Linked DNA regions of Homo sapiens: region 1 is linked to region 2. A link is a contact called in ENCODE Hi-C data. All regions are on one chromosome and are shown on one strand. The core of a region is the stretch at or near the end of the contact, and the rest is flanking DNA. Distances in the headings are between cores, read along the strand shown.

Region 1 (6,229 bases), core at 2,582-5,081, 290 kb before region 2:
TCTTACTGCCTGGAAAGCCATTCCCACATTTCTTTCTTTGACTACTTCCCATACAACCTTAAGACTCAACTGAGGCTTTGTCTCATGGTAGATTTCAGAGTCTCCCTATGGACAGAGTGTCACTGCTCTTGACCTCTTAACACCTGTACACTTCCATGATGACAGTGCAAGGTATGGATTCCAAAACTTTTAAATTAATGAATTTTTTAATTTTAGGAATGATGTCTTTGTGTATAACCAAGATATCTAAATTTCAGGGGCTATTAATTGGGCCAGGCGCAGTGGCTCACGCCTGTAATTCCAGCATGTTGGGAGGCCGAGGTGGTCGAATCACAAGTTCCGGAGATCAAAAGCATCCTGGCTAACACAGTGAGACCTCGTTTCCACTAAAAATACCAAAAATTAGCCAGGTGTGGTGGCAAGCGCTTGCAGTCCCAGCTACTCGGGAGGCTGAGGCAGGAGAATTGCTTGAACCCAGGAGACGGAGGTTGCAGTGAGCGGAGATCGTGCCACTACACTCCAGCCTGGGTGACAGAGTGAGACTCCGTCAAAAAAAAAAAAAAAAAAAAAAAAAAGCTTCCTTCTTACGAGAACATGAGGATCCTTGGACTGAAAAGGTCCAGAGAATGAAGGGAAAATCTATACAAAAACACATTATAGTGAAACTGAAGAATATAATGAACAAAAATACTCTGTAAGCCTTCGGTAATGAGGAATAGATCACCTACAAAGATTCAAGAATCAAATTGAAAGTGAATCTCTATATCAAAACTGCCTGAAGCAGGACAATGGAGTTATTTTTATATAATGTTGGTCCAAAGTTCCATATCAATTGCAAAACCAAAAAAAATTTTCAATGGAAAGTTTTGACTTATTTTGTGAGTGTGCTAGAAACAATAAGTTCGTCTTCAAACTTTCCTGTTCTTTCCTGTTCTGTAAACAACCCTTCCTTCCTTTGCCGCCCCAGACATGCCTTCCCGCCTAATTGGTACAGGACAGTGTCTTCCTTCCCGCCTAATTACCCCTATAGAATTTAAAGCAGTAGCCAATCCGGTCAGCTTAGAATGTGCATTGTGACTGACGCAGGCAGCACCCTTCTGTAGAAGCAAATATGCTTTGCTGAGAAATTTCCTGTTTAAGTGCTGGTTTTTCTTTGTGGCACTGAGCACTTGTTTCCAACAAGTGTGACAGCACAATTTATTTGCAAAATAAAACCAGATTTGGGATGACAGTAGGCTATGTATAATCTTTATTTCACTGAAATGTGAACACTCACATGTTTTGTTTTGCAATATTAGTGCTTTTGATTTTGGAGTAATTATTTATATCCCAATGGAGTTTCTAGTAAGACACTATTTAGAATATATACACTAAATAGCCTTTCTGAAGCCTCCAGATTCTTAACTTCAAAATGTATCTAGCTCCACAGCACAGAAGAGGTGCTTTCATCTTGTCTTAAGGGAAAATATAATTTTACATTTTAGAGTTTTAATTTAGGCAAAATGATATTTAAATAGAAGAGTCTCAAAAACTATTTTGTGATACTCAGGGCCTCAGTCTTTTTGCAAGACAAAGACTCATACCACAAGAAAACATCTATTGAAAATAATATTTAATAGGAAAACATGAATAAAATTAAAAATTCTGCCAGCCAAAAGATAAGAAGAGTGAAAAATAAACTTTTTTAGGTGTTCCTAATGTCTTACAAAGAAAACCCTGATCAAATATAAGAGAAACAGAAATTACAACAGCATGGTAAAGGGAGGGAAGAAAAAGAACATGACAATTCACTAAAGCAATTGTCTTAGATAGTGAGATGATATAGAAGTGTCATAAATTGAAGTAAAGACAGCAGATTGTTAATTACCAGCATATACCTAAAAGGTCTGACCTGTTAAGTGACAACTTTCATCAAATTTGATTTAAGAAATCTACATATATATTGTTAACAAAAGGTGAAAAAAATTGTTAAAAATTATCTTGCAAGGAATAACTAAAGAAAGCCAGTTTATCTATGTTTGTGTAATTTTAAATATACCTTAAGCCCAAAAGTAACTTCAGATACCACATGATAAAAGTTTCAACTCCTAGAAAATTATGTTTTAGTTATGAATTTATCTAATTTATCTAATGATATTATTTATTATTTTATAGTGCTTCATGGTACTATAATTAGTATATATTTCTCTTCATATACACACATGTACAGACATCACTACACACATATATGTGTGTACCTGTTTGTATACATGATTATATATACATATATTTGTGTGTGAATGTATATTATATATACACATAACATGTATGTGATTGTGAGAGCACTACAAAGAAAAAAAATTTTTTTTTTTTTTTGAGACAGAGCCTTGCTCTGTCACCCAGGCTGGAGTGTAGTGGCACAGTCTCGGCTCACTGCAACCTCTGCCTCCTGGTTCAAGCGATTCTCCTGCCTCAGTCTCCTGAGTAGCTGGGATTACAGGCACACATGACCATACCCGGCTAATTATTGTATTTTTAATAGAGACAGGGTTTCGCCATGCTGGCCAGGCTGGTCTGGAACTCCTGACGTCAAGTGATCCGCTCGCCTTGGTCTCCCCCAAAGTACTGGGATTACAGGCATGAACCTCTGTGCCCGGCCAAAAAAGCAAACTTTATAATAGGAGATTTCAGTTTATGCTTCAATTACTAAATGAACAAGGTGAAAAAATCTGTAATGATATAATAAATTTGAACAACGTAATTAACAACATTTATCTAATAAAATTCTGAAAACAACATTTAAGAATCTCACATTCCATTTAAGCACACATGAAATATTGTACCAGGCTATAGAAAACATCTTTTAAAAATTTGAAAAGTAAACAATAGTAACCTTTTCCTAACTGCCTTCCCCTCCACTCCCCTATACCTTGCCACAAGGAAAAAAAAAATCATTAACTTTCAGGAGGGCAGAGAGTAATTCCAAAATGATTGAAATTCTGCCGCTAGCACCCGGTGCAGAATGGAGCTAAAGTAAAGGATCAATATACTTATGAAAATATTAAGACACCATGTGCTTGAGTAACTGTGTTTGTGAAACTGAAAAAAATTTTCTACTCTGTGTACATTTGTTCTTATGTTTTGTAAAATTGGGATGATGTCATATAATACATCTCTATGCTCAGATATGTTTTTTACTTAATATTCTTTCATGATACTTTTTTCATGTCACTATCTTGAGAACCCACCACAGCTACCGAGTTTCCAACACTTCTTCCAGCCAAAATAACAGAAGCCCTCTTCTAAGTACCAACTTATGCCAGTATACACTCGGATAATTAATTTTAAAATCTGCAACGGTCAAAATGCATTTTCTCTTGTTCAGTCCTCAGTTGTGGTGGAATAGAAGATGCCTGTTATCTTCCTAAGTAAATGAAGGATTCATATCAAGCAACTCAGTTTTCACTTTTCTGAATACTCAGCCCTACTCCCATCATCCCATGACCCTGAATAACCAATACTGATTGTCCCCTTGTGATTCTGGGGACTTCAAGGAAGGAACAAGATCATATTTACAAAATCAGGAACAGTACTCACCTCACTGGAAATTTTTTCAACAGTAGTCCAGATCTTGAGATCTTCAGAAATGCAGGAATCAATGCTTATTTGTGTGAGGGGGGAGATAAATCAGTAAAGTTCCCAGAAACGGAACCGCAGGATGTTGTAATCTCCAGAAACGCTAAGAAAATGAAGTATCTGCAAAGATAACAAGGAAAAAAGGCCTTGGTTGAGTCACTTAGTTAGCTGACTAGTGCTGGCTTGCTCCTATTCTGCTATTGCCCCAGAGAAAATGGAGTAGGAAACAATGTGGAGACTCCTCCCACCAGTGTTTTTAGCTTTCGTTTCTGTTAGTCAGAGAAAATGAACAGTTTCCTGGCAAGGGCTGGAGCATGTGGTGAGGGGAAATGGGGGATGAGAAATTACTTTAATGGGTACAGTTAACATTTTTCGGGTGATGTGCACACTGAAATCTCTGACTTCACCAATATGGCATATATCCATGTAACGAAATTACACTTGTATCTCATAAATGTATATAAACACAAATAAGTTTTTTTTCTTACAAAATTCGATAGCTGAAAGGAGTTCCAACATTAGAACTTTCTTACCCAGCAGACTTACATGTGAGTCATTAGAGACTTATATTCCCTTAAATGATGCTCAAATATAAGAGAAGCAACATGGCTTCTTCTCCCCTCCTTTCCTGTGCACAGAGTGGCAGTGGCAGGAGGAGATCTTGGTAGGAGCATCTATTGCTACCAATACTTTACTGCATCTCCTGGTTGGGGAAATGTCTGCTATGAAATCGCTATTTGTTTAAATACTACCTGAAGTATTCATCCAATTATTAATAACTGACAAGCCTGGGCTTTCCAGATCAGAAAGTCATTATGAATATGTAAATCCTTCCTTAAATTTATATGAAGGAGTTTAACACTAGCTGTCCTCTTGACCATGACTAGGTTACTTTACCTCAATGATTAGATTCACGAATGCTCAGATTTTCTGCATTATTCCTGGATAAACAAACGTGGATAGTGGACTCTCAACATGACAGCATCGAAGACTTGAAAATCCTGGAAAATGCACTGAACTTCCGGTAGTGTGAGGAGTCTGTTTAATCCTCTGCTCAGCAGTGTATTTTTCTCTGTTAAGGACAGTGGGTGCCCTTTAGCGTGCTGTAACCCCAGGATGTCAAATAAATGGCATCAACTAGCAGATGATGTGGTGTTAACCCAGCAGCAGATCTGCAAGCAGGATGTGGTCATGAGTGGAAAAGGGGCCCCATAGACTGTTAATATGTACTGTCCAAGGCCATCTACAGAGCAAAAGAAAGCTGATTGTTTTAATCCAAACTAGGGCCATGAAGTGAATAGCTGAATTCTGGATTTGAAACCATATGAATAACTTTATCAAAAAAGGAGTAAGTCAAGAAAAAGCAAAGAGGATCTGGAATGATGGCCATAAACATCTCTGGGTGTTCGTGATAATCTTTTACTGGCTTTAGGGTACTCTTTACGTGGATACATTGAGTTGGCCTTAAGGCAGTAGGTAGAGAAGGATATTAAGGCAGTCACTGGGAACCCCAATCCAGAGGTCAAAGGGTAGAGAACCCTTGGAAGTTATGACCCTTCAGAACATTTTCTGCCTTTTACTTATAATCATTTTATATGCAGTAATGTCCTCAATTGGGACTCCAGCATACAACACACAAACTGCGGTCACCTATAAGGGCAACTCAGGACAATGCTCCATAATTCATACCACAAAGATGAAATTTTCATAGATGAAGCAAAGAAATGCTTAAAAATGTGCATTTTCCCCCACTTTGTGGCAGTGGCCAACAATTGCAATTTGTGCTATCATACAGAAAAGTCATTAGTAGAATATACAAAAATTCCTGATAAAGCAAAAAATGTGCGAATATATATACATATATATAAATTATGTAGCTACATTATTACAGTGACTAAATTTATATTAATCAGGCATTATTCTGAATAAAATCTCTCAATTATGTACCTATTTTTGAACAATGAGTGTTCCATTTCTCTCTTTATGACAAAAAGCAGCTTACTATTTTACCTTTCTGGCCTCATTTTCCATACTGTTCCACATATACCAAAGTTTTAGCTGTGCAGAAACATTTATGTCACTTCACACTTTAGAGTATTTGTAGGTGACATTTCTCCTGTCAGTATTGCAAATGTCTTTACCTTGCTAAGAACAAAAAGACCTATTGCACACTGGTTTTTCATGATGCAATAGACTGTGGCATATGCATTGTTCACTTGTTTTGCAAATCAACTCTATGCAGCAAAGTTTCCCCTTTTTAGAGAAGACTACTATCTTAGTTGATTTGGGTCTTCTGGATGCTGAGGGTTCCAAGATCAAGGATGGCCAACTTAGTTTCTGGTATGAGCCCTCTTCCTGGCTTGCACATAGCCATATTTATGCAGGGTCCTCACCTAGTGTTGAGAGAGAGAGAGAGCACTCTCTGATACCTCTTCTTATAAGGGTGCTAATCACATTATGAGGACCCCACCCTCATAAACTACCCACCAAAGGCCTCGTTTTCAAATATCATCACACTGGGAGGTTATGGCTTCATCATATGAATTTAGATAACATAATCCAGTGTGTAGCAGTAATTGAAGCTATTTTCTAAAAACTAGGCGCCTAGTTAGTG
Region 2 (6,425 bases), core at 273-2,772:
TTGTATCCAAATATATTCTCTCCTTCTCTCTCACACACACAGACAAACACAGATTGCCTTCTTTAAAACAATGATTTTAGTTTTGCCATACACCGTTTGTATTAAAATCATTAACTTTGTCAAATGCATAGCCCAATAAGTAGTTGGATTACTACAGTTAAAGAGAGAGAGAGAGACTGAGAGAGACAGAGAGGTTAGGGAATTGAAAGTAAATGCTCTTTCATTACATAGACTAACTCTAAGACACAAATCATTAAAATGTTTCCTATTTAAAATTTTGATGAGATTTGTGAAGATATCAGAAAAAAAGTTGAGAAATAAAAAATACAAAATTTAATATACAATGGAGATATTGAAGAATATATTAAATACTACAGGAAATTAAATTAATGTTTTGTAAGATTGCCTGGAAGATATGTCCCAGAATTTAGAGAAGCCACATGAAGAGCCAAATATTACATGCAAAGAGAAAAAGTTATATATGGAGAATGTATTAATAGATATTACAGAGCAAAATATGATTATGAAAATTCTAGAAAAAAAACAAAACAGAGGAAAATAATAAGTAAAATTAAAGGAAAATATTTCTGAGCTTGAGAATACTTGAGTCATGGGATCAAAACAGACTGTTTTATATTATACAAAATCATTGGAAATACAATGTGGCCTGTTGACATTTTTGAATTAAAAAAAACCTACAAGTTAGACAACCAAAATAGGCTCCCAAATCGTAAGAAGAAAAGTTAGACAAAACTCAGAAAGCACGTCTTCCTATTTGAGAACTTGATACATATTTCCAGAAGAAGATGACATGATAAAAGTAATTAACTTTGAAAAAAATGAGAACTTTGCAATTTCAACAGATCAGTGGATGAAGCACAGATATAAATAATACTCTTGTAGAAAAGATGAGATATTGATCTTCAATAAAGAAGTCAGCAGAACCAGTGTGAGTTGTTCAAGGTAGGAAAGACCCATACACACTCACGACATGAGAAAAACAAAAAAAGACATGGTTTCCTCACTTTCTTCAGTATTGGCACTAAATCCCCAGTGCCATGTTTATTATGAAATGGCCTTATTTTCTGTAAAATAGCTTTTCAAGATGATCTTCTGGTGTCAGTATATTCCTTCCAGGCTTTCCAAATCTGTGTGTTCATATAAGAAGGCCAGGATCATGTCAAAACTACCCTTTGCATAGTACACTGGTACACTCAAGAACAGCTGAGACAATCATGAAAGTGCTAGAGAAGGAAGCTTACAAATTTGGGAAGATGAGTACAATCAGGAAAAATATATATATTTATTGACAACTTCGATCTGAAAATCTAACAAAAGGAGAGTAAGAGGGGAAACTTTCTGTTAATTAACCCCATGAGAGAAGGTGATTCACTTCAGTGCAGTGGAGGGGAAGAATCCTCCACAGAGCCCAGTTCCCTTTCCTGTTATTCCCTGGATGCCCTATGGAGAGACTATAAATCCCTTTTTGAAAAGGCTGAAGTAATATTAAGGATGCAGTGACCCAGGCAGACTGAGGAGTCCCTGTGTTTTTGGCAAAGGTGAGTGTAGATGACTAAGTCATAAAGAGACCGAATTCATTCACCATGCATAATCATCATCATCATCATCATCTCATAACCTGAAGACCTGATTATTAAAGAATTTAGAACTTTGAATAAGGGTGGAAGGCAAAGGTATTTACAGGAGGAAGCTCTGTTCAGTGTGGTTCTGGGCATGGGTATATATGAAACAGCATGCCACATTTATAATGCCATTTTCTGAGAGATCATCTAGTCAAGACTTGATTGAGGCTCTCATTAGAACTGAATTGTCATAGTTCCCTTTTCAAACAGTCCCCAATTTTCTTTGTTCACTTACTCATGGCTGTCTTGTGCACTTAGTTATAATTGTACCAAGTGGCTGAGTTCCAAGTTAATTTATTTGATACCTACCGTCTCTACATATTAACCCTGTTGTAGTCACTATGAGGGATAAAAGACATTCACTGTCCTGAAGGAGAAACCTATAGTCTAGAGAAGGTAAAACAAGTAAGTTGATGATGGATCCTGACAAACGCTTCAATAAAGCATAATGGCATTCAACACTTCCAAGTGTTTCCTATATTCCTAACACTAAGGTTTTAAAATACATTTACATGTATTGGTAGAGGCAGTCAACTGTATGTAGGTTAGAATGTGTCTCTAGAGATACAGTGCATAGATTTAAATTCTGACTTTGCCCTGCATTAGCCGAGAATTTCTGGACAAAGAACTTAACCTGTCTGTGCCTAAGTTTTCTCCTCTGTAAAATGGGGATAATCATTTCACCTCATTAGAGCATTAAGAGCATGAGGTGAAAAATATATACAATGTGCTTGGAATAGTGCCAGCATTAGTGACGTAATAATACCGTATACTATACTGTACAATTCTATTGTTATTATAAAATGTTTAGTTATTCTCAGGACTTCATTAACCAGTATTAATATTTTCTCAGTTTTACAAATGAGATATTAAAGGCATAGAGAAGCTAAGTAACTTCATGTTAAGTCACAGAGCTGGTAAGCCATAAAGAGAATTTAAATGCTAGCAATTTTTTTTCTGGCATCTAGACTTTTAACCAGCAGTATATATTGCTTTTGTGTGAGGAGAGGGGGCAGAGGAGGGAGAGATATGTTACTTTAAAGTCAGAGGAAGTAGCACAAACAGGAGAGAACTGTGATTTTAGAAAGCAACATGAACAATGGGATTGCAGGGGAGAGAGGAGTCGGAGAATGTTAGCAGGTGAAGCTACAGAGAGTTAAGAGTCAGATAGTTGGTGTGAAGCTTATGAAAGAGAGATTGGTTAGAGAAAAACATTTAGAAGTATTAATAGTTTAAATCCTGTAAGCGGATGAGATCACTAAGGGAGTGTATAAAACTATAAGAGGTTGAAGTGGATGATAGGAACCTGGGGAAAATAGACTCTTGGGAAAGAATTTAAGAAAGACAACACAAGCTAATATAAGAGAGAAGAGGCAGAATAAGAAAGAAAATATAAATAAAATAAATAAAACAGAAGCAAAAGTCAAAGCTAGAACTGCCTTTAAAGCTATCTGGGCGTCACGTCCCTTGAGAATGGAATCGTGGAAACAGAGGAACAAAGTCTCAAGCAGGAGTAATGAAAAGTGTCGAGTGCCAGAGATGACTGGATAGTTTCCATTAGTAATTAGCAGGGCATTGATGAACGTGATCAGTATAGTATCAGCATAATGCTCGGGAGGAAGCACACAGCAGTGTTAAAGGAGAACAAGAAATGCAGAGAGGTAGATTGTATCACTCTTTCCAGAAGTTGCCTATTAAACACTGTCCAAATCTTTCTGCAAGTATTTACTAAATCCTACAGCATCCTTGTTAGATAGGTACTATTTTTAATCCCATTTTGCAAATGATTACCTGATACTCTGAGGTATTAAGTAATTTTCCAAAAGACATATAGGTAACAATAGACAGGATTTCAATGTCAACTTCAGGTTTACATTGTAACACGTTAGAACAGAGATTTTCAAAGAGCATGTGCACAATGGCCCAGTCGGGTAGGGAAAGAGCATAATATAACTTCTGTTATGTTTATTCGTATTCATACTTTTTAATTTTAAAATTTATTATATGAGATACAGATATATAATTTTGTGTTATTATGCCTTAATATAGTAAATGTGTATAACTTATAAATGCAAATACCTATATTAGAGATTAAGCTAAAATAAAAATAATTTTAACTAGTTTTTTTATTATTAAAACATTTGGAGACCCCTATTTCTGCAGTTGTGCCAATAAATAAGATGTACAGCTAAGCAACTTTGAGGAATAAGAAGAACTACCTTGAAGGTTTCATTTTTTTTTCTGACTTTAAACTAGTGTACATATTGTCCAATGTTTGATACAAAAAAAAATGTTTGATATGAAAAAAATCAAACATTGGACAATATGTACATGAGTTTAAAGTCAGGAAAAAAAATGAAACCTTCAAGGTAGTTCTTCTTACTTCTCAAAGATGTTTAGCTGTACATCTTATTTATTTTTTTCTCTACCCTCTCATGTGCTGGACTATGCCCTCTCCATTTACAGGTAGCTCTACTAGAAATATGGAGAGCGGAAACCAATCAACAGTGACTGAATTTATCTTCACTGGATTCCCTCAGCTTCAGGATGGTAGTCTCCTGTACTTCTTTCCTTTACTTTTCATCTATACTTTTATTATCATTGATAACTTATTAATCTTCTCTGCTGTAAGGCTGGACACCCATCTCCACAACCCCATGTATAATTTTATCAGTATATTTTCCTTTCTGGAGATCTGGTACACCACAGCCACCATTCCCAAGATGCTCTCCAACCTCATCAGTGAAAAGAAGGCCATCTCAATGACTGGCTGCATCTTGCAGATGTATTTCTTCCACTCACTTGAAAACTCAGAGGGGATCTTGCTGACCACCATGGCCATTGACAGATACGTTGCCATCTGCAACCCTCTTCGCTATCAAATGATCATGACCCCCCGGCTCTGTGCTCAACTCTCTGCAGGTTCCTGCCTCTTCGGTTTCCTTATCCTGCTTCCCGAGATTGTGATGATTTCCACACTGCCTTTCTGTGGGCCCAACCAAATCCATCAGATCTTCTGTGACTTGGTCCCTGTGCTAAGCCTGGCCTGTACAGACACGTCCATGATTCTGATTGAGGATGTGATTCATGCTGTGACCATCATCATTACCTTCCTAATCATTGCCCTGTCCTATGTAAGAATTGTCACTGTGATATTGAGGATTCCCTCTTCTGAAGGGAGGCAAAAGGCTTTTTCTACCTGTGCAGGCCACCTCATGGTCTTCCCGATATTCTTTGGCAGTGTATCACTCATGTACTTGCGTTTCAGCGACACTTATCCACCAGTTTTGGACACAGCCATTGCACTGATGTTTACTGTACTTGCTCCATTCTTCAATCCCATCATTTATAGCCTGAGAAACAAGGACATGAACAATGCGATTAAAAAACTGTTCTGTCTTCAAAAAGTGTTGAACAAGCCTGGAGGTTAATACAGAGCCACAGGTTCCCTTCCGTTGCTTTTGTTTTGTTTTGTTTTTTGAGATGGAGTTTCACTCTTGTTGCCTGGGCTGGAGTGCAATGGCATGATCTTGGCTCACTGCAACCTCCACCTCCTGGTTTTGAACAATTCTCCTGCCTCAGCCTCCCTAGTAGCCGCGATTACAGGCATGCACCACCACACCCAGCTAATTTTTGTATTTTTAGTGGAGATGGGGTTTCACTGTGTTGGTCAGGCTGGTCTTGAACTCCTGACCTTAGGTGATCCAAACTCCTCTGCCTCCCAAAATGCTGGGATTACAGCTGTGAGCCACCGCATCTGGCCCTTTCCATTGCTTTAATGTTTGTCTAACATATTAGAACATGAGATTACTCTATACCTAGTGCTTTGTCACACTGAAATTTCTGTCATCCTAATTATTTTCCCTATACCTAGAAAAATATTTATACTCTCTGTGTCATCGTTATAAAAGTTGCTGTGCATATCATGAGGAACCTTATTATGTGGCTGAATAACTGTAGTTTCTTTCTTCTGAAATGCTGTGGTTAAAGAAAATTTGTTTGCCACTTTAGAGGGTTAGAACTACAGAGCTTGAGCTTCAGAAGCTGACAATGTGCTCTGTGGTAGTATGTGTCTATTTAGGTAACACATCTTAGAAAAGTTTTTTTGTTTAATTATGAGTCATGGATTACCTCATTGGGGTTTTCCAGAAATAGAGATCTAAGAAAAAGCCCAAACAACATTTAATTAAGTTATATCTTTATTTTTAGTTATGTAGTTACCTATTCATTAGAATAATTACATGTTTAGTAAGATTAGATTATTAGTACTGCCACACATGTTTAAAAGAAAACTACAAGATAAGATACTATTTACAGTAATATACTTTGGTTTCCACAAATATCAATTTTAGTTATTGTTTGCCTTTTCCAAGGTTAAACATCTTCACTTTCTTTATTTACAGTAAAAAATATTTGGTGTATTCACTAAATGGTAGTGTCAAAAACACAGATGATTCATTTAGCTTTTTGACTAATAAATTTAAAAACTTTCCTCTTCTTTCCATATTTACTAACATTGCCTTAATTTCATTTTCTATAATTATTTATGCACAATTATTATAATTATCTTTAAAAAATACAGTAAAATTTTGAAATGAAGATAGTGATTTTATCTCATGTTTTAATTTTCTTCTTTAACGAATCCAATAAAATGACCAAACCCTAGATCATATAAACTTCTTAAAGGCTTTAAACCTAGAAAAGATAATAATGATTCTCATTTTTTATTGAGTGGTCCAGCAGTGGTCATATCAACATGTGAACACAGAGAAAACATAAAAC

What was found. Hi-C counts contacts between places; a loop is a spot of excess contacts on that map. Pooled maps may share reads with other maps.
Region 1: a pooled map shows a loop between it and region 2 (3-fold over the local background). The contact joins the promoter of IFI16 here to the promoter of OR6K3 in region 2. A Hi-C loop is called at or near these places in 2 of 37 single-sample maps with no recorded cell type and 9 of 50 pooled maps.

What each region holds. Positions count from the first base shown.
Region 1 is chr1:159,007,509-159,013,737 of GRCh38, reverse strand. It overlaps IFI16 (interferon gamma inducible protein 16), which reads right to left and starts at 3,831. Exons shown (of 12, transcript NM_001376587.1): 1 at 3,577-3,831. LOC124904432 (a long non-coding RNA gene) reads left to right here. Exons shown (of 2, transcript XR_007066671.1): 1 at 1-171; 2 at 258-1,231. RefSeq lists a silencer at 1,013-1,122 and an enhancer at 3,895-3,974.
Region 2 is chr1:158,715,817-158,722,241 of GRCh38, reverse strand. OR6K3 (olfactory receptor family 6 subfamily K member 3) reads left to right here and starts at 1,522. Exons shown (of 2, transcript NM_001005327.3): 1 at 1,522-1,559; 2 at 4,110-5,915. The coding sequence starts at 4,127. The coding sequence ends at 5,074.